Linked DNA regions of Mus musculus: region 2 is linked to region 1. Evidence: chromatin loops called from intact Hi-C (ENCODE). Cell type or tissue: left cerebral cortex. All regions are shown on one strand. Each heading gives the region's core, and the rest is flanking DNA. Links, peaks and the distances in the headings are about the cores only. Region 1 holds the start of Ak2 (adenylate kinase 2). Region 2 holds the start of Rnf19b (ring finger protein 19B).

Region 1 (5,370 bases), core at 279-5,278:
CAGCAGTTATCACTAAAATTTAATTGTTGGATAACTACACGAATATGAGGCTTCTCTTGAGATTTTTCTTATGGTCCTTACTAGCCTCAAAGCCTAGAATATTTTATAATAGAGCTGGGGATGTCATTCAATTGATAGAATGTTTGTGTAACATCCCTGAAACCCTAGGTTCGGTCCCCAGCAGTGCATGAAAACAGACCTGGCAGTTTAAGACAGGAGGATCAGGAGTTCAAGGTCACTCTCAGCTTATAGCCAGTTAAAGGCCAGCCTGGGATACTTGAGACTATCCCCCCTCACCCCCAAAAAAAAGTCAAAAATAAATGAATAGGGATTGGAGAGATGGCTCAGCAATTAAGAGCACTGACTGCTCTTCCGGAGGTCCTGAGTTCAAATCCCAGCCACCACATGGTGACTCACAACCATCTGTAATGAGATCAGTTGTCTTCTTCTGGCTTGCAGGCAGACGTGCAATAGAGCAGTCATGTACATAAAATAGATAAATAAATCTTTAAAAAAAATAAACAAGTCTTACATTTTGTAATACTTATATGTAACCTTAGTTACTTTCCATTCCGGGGTTAAGGGAGCCCATGACTGGTCAGAATGAGAACAGGGGTTCGTCGTCACCAGTGGGAGGGGATGATAACATGGGATTTGCCCACCCAGAAGGTTCTCCCAGACAAAATGTGCTCGCTCCTCTGAACCCTGTGCTTTCTGGGGTATTAGCTCATGACCCCCCCCCCCCACTGTTTTGTGTTGCTTGCTTGTTTTGCCGTCTTTGAGATAGGGTCTCATATAGACCAGGCTGGCTTTGAATTTGCTACATGGCCCAAAATGGCCTTGAATTTCCTCCTCAGCTTCCCAAATGCTAGAATCATAGGCCTGCATTACTGTACCTGGTTTCTGGTCTCTCTTGTCCCTGACCATGGATGTGTGTGCACATGTGAGTGCAGGTGTGTATGTGTATGCACATTGGTAGAAAGACCAGAGGTTGACTTCTGGTGTCTTCTGCTTATTTCTCTCTACCTTTTGTTTCTAGATTTATTTATTTTACCTTATATGTGTGAGTGTTTTGTCTGCATGTACATGTGTATGTGCACTGCACGTGTGCCTGGTGCCTTTGAGGGTAGGAAAGAACTGCATCAGATCTCCGGAACTGGAGTTACAAAGGGTTGTGACTTCCCATGTGGATGTCGAGAGCCAAACCAACACCCAGTGCTCTTAACCCCTGAATCATCTCTCCTGCCCCTCTACCTTCTCTTTTGAGACAAGACAAGGTTTCTGTAGCCGTGGGCTTTCCCACCTGTACCCCAGTTCCTGAATAACTACTCGGAGGCTTCTTTGTTTATGAATAATTGCCTAGGCCATAGCTTTAGCTTGTCCCCTGACTAGCCTGTCACTTACCCAACCCATTTAAACGCTTCTGAGTTCAGCCACATGGCTACTTTCTTCTCAGTCTCATGAGCCCAGAGTCTGGGCCAAGCATCTTCCACCTCTGACTATCACCCAGAGTTCCCATCTCTTTCCCGGAACTCCCATCTTCTACTTCCTGCCTTTTGTTAAAGGGCCATCTGCTTTTGATTGGCAGGTGATGCTTCCACACAGTACACATCGATTCTCTCTACAGGCCTTCCATTGTATCTGAAGCTCACTCATTAGGCTAGGCTTTCTGCTCAGTGAGCTCCAAGAGTCTGCCGATCTCTACCTCCTCAGGGCTGGGGTTGTAAACAGTTGCTGACGTTACCTGAGTGCCGGGCACCAGAACGCAGGCCCTCACACTTGAGTGCTAGACACCAGTGACTGAACTTTGCCCTGCCCCTTAGTTCACAGTGTTACTTGTAATCCTGTGACCATGTAATTATATAGTGATCAGCTCTTACTTCCGCTTCCGGTCTTAAAAAGGACACAATAAACCCCTGCTTCCTTCAAGGCCACTAAGAGAACCCAACCAGATCAAGCTGGCTCCCATGAAAATCCAGGATGAGCAAGAAGTATGAATGTTAGTTTCTCTTTTTTCATTTGAATTTATTTCTTATTTTCTGTGTGTGAACATATATGTACGCGCAGATATGTGTACCACAGCACACATGTGGAGCTCGGTGGACAACCTGTGGGAGTTGGTTCTCTTCTTTCTTTCATTGGGGGTGGGGTCTTGTTAATCAAACGCAGGTCCTCAGAGTTTGGTGGCAAGTGTCTATACTAGCTGAGCCATCTGGCTAGCTGGTTAACATCATTTACCACTAGGGTGTAGAAAATGGTTGCACTGTGCCTGTGGGGCAAGAATGGTTTCCTAATCACACTTGCACTTACAGTTGAGAAAGGCTCCTTTGGGACAGGATGAAACTTTGACACACCTAAAAGCTGGCGACATCATTGCCTTGTTCAAGACAGGCTCATCTCTCTGGATAAAAACTGTCTTTCTGCTGACTTAAAAGTCAGGAAGGTTGTCTGTGTTCATATATGCATATGTGTTTTATTTTTACAGTCCTGGGGATTGAGCCCAAAACTTCTGTCTCTGTACTATAGCCAGCCCCAGCTATCTTCATTTTCATTTTGGGACAAGGTCTCATTAAACTGCCCAGGCTGGCCTTGAATTCACCGTCGTGGCCTTGACAAGCTTTAAATGTGATCTTCCCAAATAGCCAAAGTTATGGTGCTGTTCAATGGGGGTGTTCTGGAGGGAGAGGGTGTCAGATTACAAACTTGTTGGAATTTACTTAACCAATCTTATTATTAGACATCAACATCTTTGTCAGGAACTCATTACATATTCCTTGTTTCTGCCTTTGAATTCTTGGAAGTGGAATTACTGGTCCAAAGGTTACGTTATTGCCAATTTGTTTCCTGGGAGTGATTTTACCCACTTACACTCTCACAGGCAATTTTACGGGGCTCAAACAGAGACTCTGGAGTTATTAACTGTCAAAGGCCAAACTAGAACTTCACCCGCTCCAGGCTTCCTTCTCGTTTTTCCCGCCCACTCCATACACCAGCCGAGAGCCGCACGCGCTCTGTTGCCCCAGCTCTTCCCAGGCTGGCCCGCCTCTTCCTCGTTCCCAATTCTGCCCAATCGGAAACAGAATTTTCTTAGTCTCGTCGTACGATTGGTAAATGAAAGTGCCCGTCAAGTTCGGGGGCGGGTAGAGAGGGTTGACGGATGCGGCGAGCGACCAGTGTGAGCCCGGAGTAGGATGTACGCTGGCCTGGAAGCGCTAGACCTGTGAGGTGTGCGGCTGGCTGTTGGAGTGAAGCTTTGGAAGACATGGCTCCCAACGTGTTGGCTTCCGAACCGGAGATTCCGAAGGGCATCCGGGCCGTGTTGCTGGGGCCGCCCGGGGCTGGCAAGGGGACGCAGGTGAGTGTCGGTTCCGTGTCGGGCGGTGGAGCCCGAGAAGCTACAAGGTCAGGGCGGTCGGAGAGCCGGAAGCTCCTTTCCCGCCCCGGAGCTGGGTGGTGAGCCCTGGCCTGCAGGGACCCTCGCGGGGTCTCCAGTTGTGGCGCGGTGTTTAGGGGAGGGTCCCAGTCGCAGTAAGGGGGAGGCTGGGTGGAGGTTCTTGGGGGAACCCAGGATCGTGTTAGGGCATCCAGGGACTGTTACTTGAAAATTGTGAAAGGCAGGGCGATCCCCCAGGCTGAAGCTCTGGATCACAGGCCCGAATGGGAGAAAGCTTTGTGACCAAGTCGCCCTCGGAGTTGAGAGCGTATTGCCCTGAGTCAGGGATAATTTCTAGGCATAAGGGGGTGAAACTTTTAATTTTTTTAATGGCTAATGATTAGGGGTACTAAGAAGTCTCCACGTGGGGCAGAGTGGTTACTGGTGTATGCCTATCGAGGCGTTCTGCCAAGAGTGAGGCATGAGCCGCGGGAGCCACCAGTGTTGTTGGGGGTGGGGGGATGGGAGAAAACCTTTCCAGCTGGCCAGAAAACTGGAGGTGAATGTATAGATTCGGTTCATAAGCCACGGGCATCATGGGGGGTTGTGAGTGGGGCAGGGAGTGCTCATGGAGCAGCATGAGATGGCTCTGATGGTTGTAATTGAGCAATTGAGGGCCGCTAACGTGCTAGATCAACAGGTAAGAAAACAGGTGTAGAGGTCCAGTGACTTTTCAAAGTTAGTGAAATCGGTTTCACAGAGGCCTCAAGGATTGCCTTCTGCCCCACTGCAGAGCCTCCCTTGCTTGGCATCTGGGCCATAGATCAGGGCTGGGATTTATGCTGGCACGTAGGGCTTGGAAGCTCATATGGTGGGCCGTTGGTGTCACTTTCTTGCCCAGCCTTTGGCCACAACCACCCACCCCTCAACTCTACCTCCCCATCAGACCCCAAGCTTTGATGATCACTATGCTCTAAAGAGGGAATTCTTTCAAGGTTGCGTTCCCAAGCAAATGAGTGCTGTCCTCCCTCTTCACAGCACTGCTGAGTTTATTGTTATGTTTTTAAAGATACCTCCCCTCTGTCTCCCTCCGTCTCCCTCCCTCCTTCTCTCTCTCTCTGTCACACATAAGGTGGGAGAGTGTGTGTGTGTGTGTGTGTGTGCGCAGGGACGTAGAGAAAGAGTGTGTGGGGACATGCGTGCCGTGATGCATACGTGGAGGTCAGAGTGCAACTTGCTGGAATCATTTTCTTTTTTCTACCATGTGGAGCCCAGGGATCGAACTCGGACCGTCAGACTTGACGGCAAGCTACTTTACCTGTGAACCCATGTCACCTGTGTACCTATGTCACCTGTGTACCCACGTCACCTGTTCTGTTTGCCAAGTTCTCAGTATTTTGGCAAGCAGATCAGCATCTCGGGCTGTACAGTCTACGTATATGTGTGTATATCTGTGCATGTAGAACGCTATGTATGTAACTTCTCAGTGTTTCTACCTAGAAAATGTAAAGCTTACAAAGACATTGGAAGATGATGGCTTTTATATTGAGAGCACCCACACATTCCTAGCTGGTGGCAGGGCGCGTGACAGCTGTGAACGCTGACCACTCAGTGGCATCTCTCTCTGCCCCCAGCTCAGGTGTAGTGCAGCAGCATGAAGCTGATTCATTCAGATCTGGGAGGACCATGTGCCGTGGGCTCATGGAAGGCAGTGCGAGAATCATGGAAGTTGGTCCAAGACGGCTTTGTGCAATGATTAGAAGTTTGGCTTGAAGGATGAATATGGATGCTCATGTCTGTCTGTAGTCCCAGTGACTTAGGCAGGAGGAGACTAAAGTCAAATTTGATGATAGCCCAGCTAAAGTTTAAAGGCTGGCCTGGCTACAGAGTGAGACCCTGTATCTGAGAACACAAAACTAAGAGCTGGGACTTCAGAAAATACAGGGCACTCGCTTAACCTCCGTCCGCTTCCCTTTCCTTATCAGGAGCCATAAAAA
Region 2 (5,370 bases), core at 320-5,319, 65 kb after region 1:
CACCTAGTGTTCCAATGGCCTGCTTTCTTGTGTGTAACCCCCAGAAAACTGTGTGCTCCGTCTCTATTATGACTCCAGCTTTTGGCAAAGAGTTGTGTGAAGGAAAAAGAATGACTATTAACCAAATGAGTGAAAACCCATTTCCCCTCATGCCATCTACCTGAGTCACTACTTAGTCTCTAAAGGAGAAAGAGAAGGTGTGGGAGGAACTTGCCTTAGTCTCTTTGTTCACGGGTGATGATCCAGGAGAGAAAACCTTTGGGAAATGGGGCTGCTGCAAAGCCCAGGGGTGTTTAGAAGAGGTCCATTTTCTGCCCAAGTCCTGGGAGTGGCCCTGATGAACTGAGCCTGACTCTGTTTGGGAGTCTGTGCCCAGGACAGACAAACATTTGGACTTCCCAACAAGCTGGGATGCTTTTCATTCATTTTTTATACTCTCTTTCACATCTTTTTTCCTCTATCTTTCTTTCCCTCCTCCCTCTTTCCCTCACTCACTCGCTTTCTTGCTTCAACAGTCTCACGTAGTCCAGGCTGGCCTTGAACTTGGACTTCCCACTGCTGGGGGTTACAGGCATGCACCACTACCCACCAGACAGCAAACTAGAGTCTGACAGCTGCTCCTGTCAGTCGTGGCAGAAAGATTGTTGCCTGCGACACAGCCTACATTTTTCTCCTTTCTCCTACCTGCTCCAGCCTCTCTGGCAGTTGGACTGAGCCTGTGTGACCACTTCTGGCTAACAGTTCTGTGAGAAACTGAGGCGTTTAGTTGTTGATGAACAGCCTCCAGCCCTCTCTCTCTTGTTGGGGCAAACTGAATGTGGAGCTGAGCGTCTGGAGAATCTCTAAGTGTAAAAGAAAAGTTAACAACTGGGTGTGACAGCACGCAACTTTTATCCCAGCTTGTGGGAGGCAGAGGCAGGAGCATCTCTCTTAGATCAGGGCCAGACTGGTCCACACAGTGAGTTCCAGAACAGCCAGAAATTGCCATAGTGGGACACTTGTCTCAAAAAAAAAAAAGAATTTTTTAAGTAAGTAACTTAGCTTGGAGAAGGCAGGCCTTGACTCTCTGACAAACAGTTGATAAAAGCAACAGCAGCAGAGAGGGTTGATTTTGGCTCTCAGTTTGAGTGGACAGGCTGTCATGGAGGAGGAATCTTGGTCACAGGAGGTCCTGCTTACATTGTATCCATAGTCAGGAAGCAGAGAGAGAGAGCTGGTGTTCAGCTTCGTCCTCCTGTCGACTCAGTCCCAGAACCTCTGCCCATGGGACGGTGCCACTATTCACCTTCTTCATTTCAGCTACTGGGAAACCATTCTTACGGACACAAGCAGAGATGTGCCTTTGTGGTGATTCTAAATCCAACCAAATTGATAGCAAAGAGTAACCATCAAGGCAGGTTTCCACGGGTGGGGAAAATATGTCCTGCGTTAAAGCCATCGAGCTATTTAGAATATTTGTTAACACGACAGACAGAGCCTAGCCGAGTGTCATACAGACCCAGCAAGAGCTGGAGCTGGTGACGTGTTCACGGAAGTGTGTTTTAGCTATCTAGCATTAAACCTCTTTTCTTCTTAAGGAAAACTACCCTTCTGCCCTACACACACACACACACACACACACACACACACACACACACACACACACACAAAGTCCTGGTGTTGTCAATTCCAGCCGTCATATTTTTCTGTCCTTCTCTTTCTTGGGTTCTTGGCAGCATTTGTCACAATTGACGGCTGACCACTTCCTCTTGCAAACAAATTGTCTTGGCATCTATGACATCACACCTGCTTGATCATCTATGACATCATACCTTCTTAGGCCACTAGACCCTGTTCTTAGTTTTCATTACCGGACATTTCTTCCAATGGGCTTCGTTTGCTGTGTTGTTGTAATCTCAAAAGTTTAAAGAGTTGCGGATCTGGTTTTAAGTATTGGCCAGGAAAAAAAAATCAAACAACTTACTATGTTCACATATCTGTTCCTACATTGCACGATCCCCACCCCCATCTCCTTAAGGCATGCTAGACAAGTGAATCACTGTAAGCCTTCACTGCCATTCCTTATTAATAACAAGACACTGTTTTTATCTTTAAAGAAAGATGCATCAAGATGATTGTTTTAACCAATGAGATTCAAGCAAAACTGGGCAGAACTTCCTAAGCAGTCTTCTTAAAATAAGACATTTTTCTTCCCACCGTTTGGAATATGGCAGAATGAGGTGAGCTTAAGACAGAAGCTTGAACTGTCGATCTTCGGACATATTTTTCATGGAAAGAAAATTCTCTATCATAAGCCTCCCTCTCTCATTTCTCTAAGCCAAAATCTAATCCTGACCTGGCTTTGCTGCTGTTGAAGGTATTTGCTTTTCTCATCACCAAGCCTAAGGGTCTTTTGTTAGAGGAACTGGGGAAGGGGGACTGAAAGAAACCATTTCTAGAAGCGAAATTGTTGGGCCTCTTTCTACCAACAGTGACTAACCAGAGTACCTGAGAGATACAGCTTAGGAGTAAGTTCACTAGTTGACAGAAAACAGCAAATGCTAGAATGAAAACTCTGGACTCATTCTTGAAGATAGGGGAGCCTGCCTGTCTTATCTAGAAGTGCGGCTCACTTTGAGGATCTTCAATGAGTGACTATATTCCTTACCACTTAATGGCTAGCATCAACAGAAATGTTGGGCGGTGGATCGGCGGGAATCACTACCAGATCAACGCTCGTCTTCTTTTTACAGACGAAATGAAGGCATCCTCATTGAAAAGAAGACCCCTGACTCCTGGACAAGGAACGGAGGGTGGAGCCTGTGCAAAATATGGCTGCGCCGGACCACCTGACCGCAGAAGGCGGGGCTTCGCCGCAGCCTGCAGGCCCCGCCCTCCAGGCCCCGCCCAGCTCCTCTCGCGGGGCCGCGCGGGTTGTGAGGTGTCTGAGGCCGGCGCCTGCGCAGTTGCCCGCGGCGCGCGGGGCGGAGGCTTTATAACCACTTCGTAGCGGCTGGTCGGCTTCTGTCTCTGGGAGGACTGCCGAGGCGGTGGCGGCGGCGGCGGCGGCCGGGGCGCCGGCTGGGAGGGGGCGCTGAGGCGGGAGCTACGGCGGCGCTGGGCGCCCCTGGCTCCTCAGCCTCTGCGGGCCATGGGCTCCGAGAAGGACTCCGAGTCGCCGCGCTCCACCTCGCTCCATGCGGCCGCCCCCGACCCTAAGTGCCGCAGCGGCGGCCGGCGCCGGCGCCTCACCTTCCACAGCGTCTTCTCCGCCTCGGCCCGCGGCCGCCGCGCCCGGACCAAGCCTCAGGCCGAACCGCCGCCCCCGGCTGCGCCGCCGCCGCCGCCGCCGCCCGCTCCGGCCCCGGTTGAGGCTCAGGCCCCGCCGGTGGAAGCTCTGCCCTCCGAGCCCGCTGCCGAGGCTGAGGCGGAGGCCGTGGCTGCCGGGCCGGAGGAGGACGAGGCGGCGGAGGGCGGCGGCGCGGAGGAGGTGGAGTGCCCGCTGTGCCTGGTGCGCCTGCCGCCCGAGCGGGCCCCGCGCCTCCTCAGCTGCCCGCATCGCTCGTGCCGGGACTGCCTCCGCCACTACCTGCGCCTGGAGATCAGCGAGAGCCGCGTGCCCATCAGCTGCCCCGAGTGCAGCGAGCGGCTCAACCCACACGACATCCGTCTGCTGCTGGCCGACCCGCCGCTCATGCACAAGTACGAAGAGTTCATGCTGCGCCGGTACCTGGCCTCGGACCCCGACTGCCGCTGGTGTCCGGCCCCTGACTGCGGGTGAGCGCGGGGGCGTGGCCGCGGGGGTCGTCCCGGGTGCAACGGGTGTCACACACCTTGAGGGAGGAGAGGATGGTGCCCAGCAGGAGGTAGAGGACGGACGATCACGAGTAACCGACCCTCAGACCAGCCTTGCAACCGGTCTGATGGCACTCAGCACCCTATACCTACTTGCTTGAGGTGGCTTGAGGTGGTGGCTGAGTGCTAAGAGAAGGGAACTGTCCATTAAGTCAGAATATCCGGGTGAGCAGGGGTTTTTTTTGTTTTGTTTTGTTTTCTTTCTCTTTGCCCAGGAAGGGAGAGGTGTGTGTATGTGCGTGTTATCGTAATGATTGAGAAGGAATATTTGTTATAGGAGAGAGAATGAAAATGTCCTACTGAAGGGGCCGCGCTTCCGAGGGGTGTGTCCATATGGCTAGGGGCGCACTTAGCAGCAGCATTGCAGAAGGCGTGTTCTTCCACACAACCGCTGCTGAAAGTTGAGATGCAGATGATGAGAGAAGGCAGCTCACTAACAGCTCTAGGGGCACCCTGGGCACTGCGTGCTGTGCTAAGCCACTGGCAGGCACCTTGTGGTTCCTAACGTGCTGCCGAGGGCAAAGTCACAACAGACTTTTTGACCAGAAAAATCAATAGGGCTCAGAGGCGGTGTCTACCCAGAAGTTGATCTGGTGTGAGAAAATGTGTTTGCCTACCTTTTCAGTCTTGAAATCTGTATGACAGTCTTTTTAATGTTCCATGTATGCTTGATTTCAAAGGTCAGTGAGTTAAAATACTCTTTAGAGCAGGAATTACTGATTTCTCTGTCTGAAGCTTTCAGTGGAGGTCCTCCACCCCCTTTCTTTAAAACAAAACAAAACAAAAAACTTGGTTGTCTCTATCATTCCAATATATGAATGGTCAAATGCAGCCAAGAAGGGGCTCTTCAGTGTGATGGGGAGTCAGACTGCCATTACCTGTTCTGTGACCTTGGACAGATTAATTATATTCTTGTGTGTCATGTTTTGGGGGCAGAAGACTCTCGGGCACTTGCAGCGCCTAGTGTAAAGGTAATGCTAGTAAAAAGGTATGTGAACCCTTGCTTCAAAGGATTTAAAGGCTTTTAATTGTAGCCTGTGTATCAAGGCTGAGCTGAGATTCCAGGATGCTGCCATTTGTCTCCCCTTCAGAAGGAACTGTGTACTCAGAAGTGCCAGACTTGTTGGGAAGTGGGTGTGTTTAACCTCACTGAGTTTCTAAATTACTCGGAGATGTGGTCAAAGGTACCCAGATGGCTTTCACTTTCTGTTTATCGAATACCAGGAAGGGCCTCGTGGCCATCTGAAAAGGTCTGCTTGTGTCTGGTGGTCTTACTGGCTTTTGAGAGGTTAATTTATAGAATATTCAAGTTTTGCTGATACTCTTTTTAGTCTATTTTCTGAACCAAAGGGATAGTAGTTTAGGAAAGCACTACCTGATTAATTGCATAATAGTGTATTAACTCCTTATTTAGAAATGAGAGTTTATTTGAATTTTAACAATGAAATGTGACTTCCCTGATCATCTTTTGGGGAAAGCTCCCCAATTGGTTTTTTAAAGTCAACCTGTATCTTCACTCACATCAGCATAAATGGA

The links. Hi-C counts contacts between places; a loop is a spot of excess contacts. Peaks named below come from ENCODE experiments on the same cell type or tissue, not always from the same donor. Only the 100,000 strongest peaks of a DNase experiment are listed, where the experiment ranks them.
Region 2: it touches region 1 in a loop (2.3-fold over the local background); 9 of 42 quality-filtered maps call a loop at or near these places.

What each region holds. Positions count from the first base shown.
Region 1 is chr4:128,990,082-128,995,451 of GRCm38, forward strand. It overlaps Ak2 (adenylate kinase 2), which reads left to right and starts at 3,143. Exons shown (of 7, transcript NM_016895.4): 1 at 3,143-3,355. The coding sequence starts at 3,263. In left cerebral cortex, for the core only: no CTCF peak of the experiment used is centred there; a DNase peak (open chromatin) is centred at 3,118; H3K4me3 peaks cover 1,548 bases; H3K27ac peaks cover 340 bases.
Region 2 is chr4:129,055,141-129,060,510 of GRCm38, forward strand. Rnf19b (ring finger protein 19B) reads left to right here and starts at 3,004. Exons shown (of 9, transcript NM_029219.2): 1 at 3,004-3,756. The coding sequence starts at 3,131. It overlaps 1700086P04Rik (a long non-coding RNA gene), which reads right to left and starts at 3,013. Exons shown (of 2, transcript XR_868180.3): 1 at 2,648-3,013. In left cerebral cortex, for the core only: no CTCF peak of the experiment used is centred there; DNase peaks (open chromatin) are centred at 2,916, 3,518 and 4,218; H3K4me3 peaks cover 2,822 bases; H3K27ac peaks cover 1,255 bases.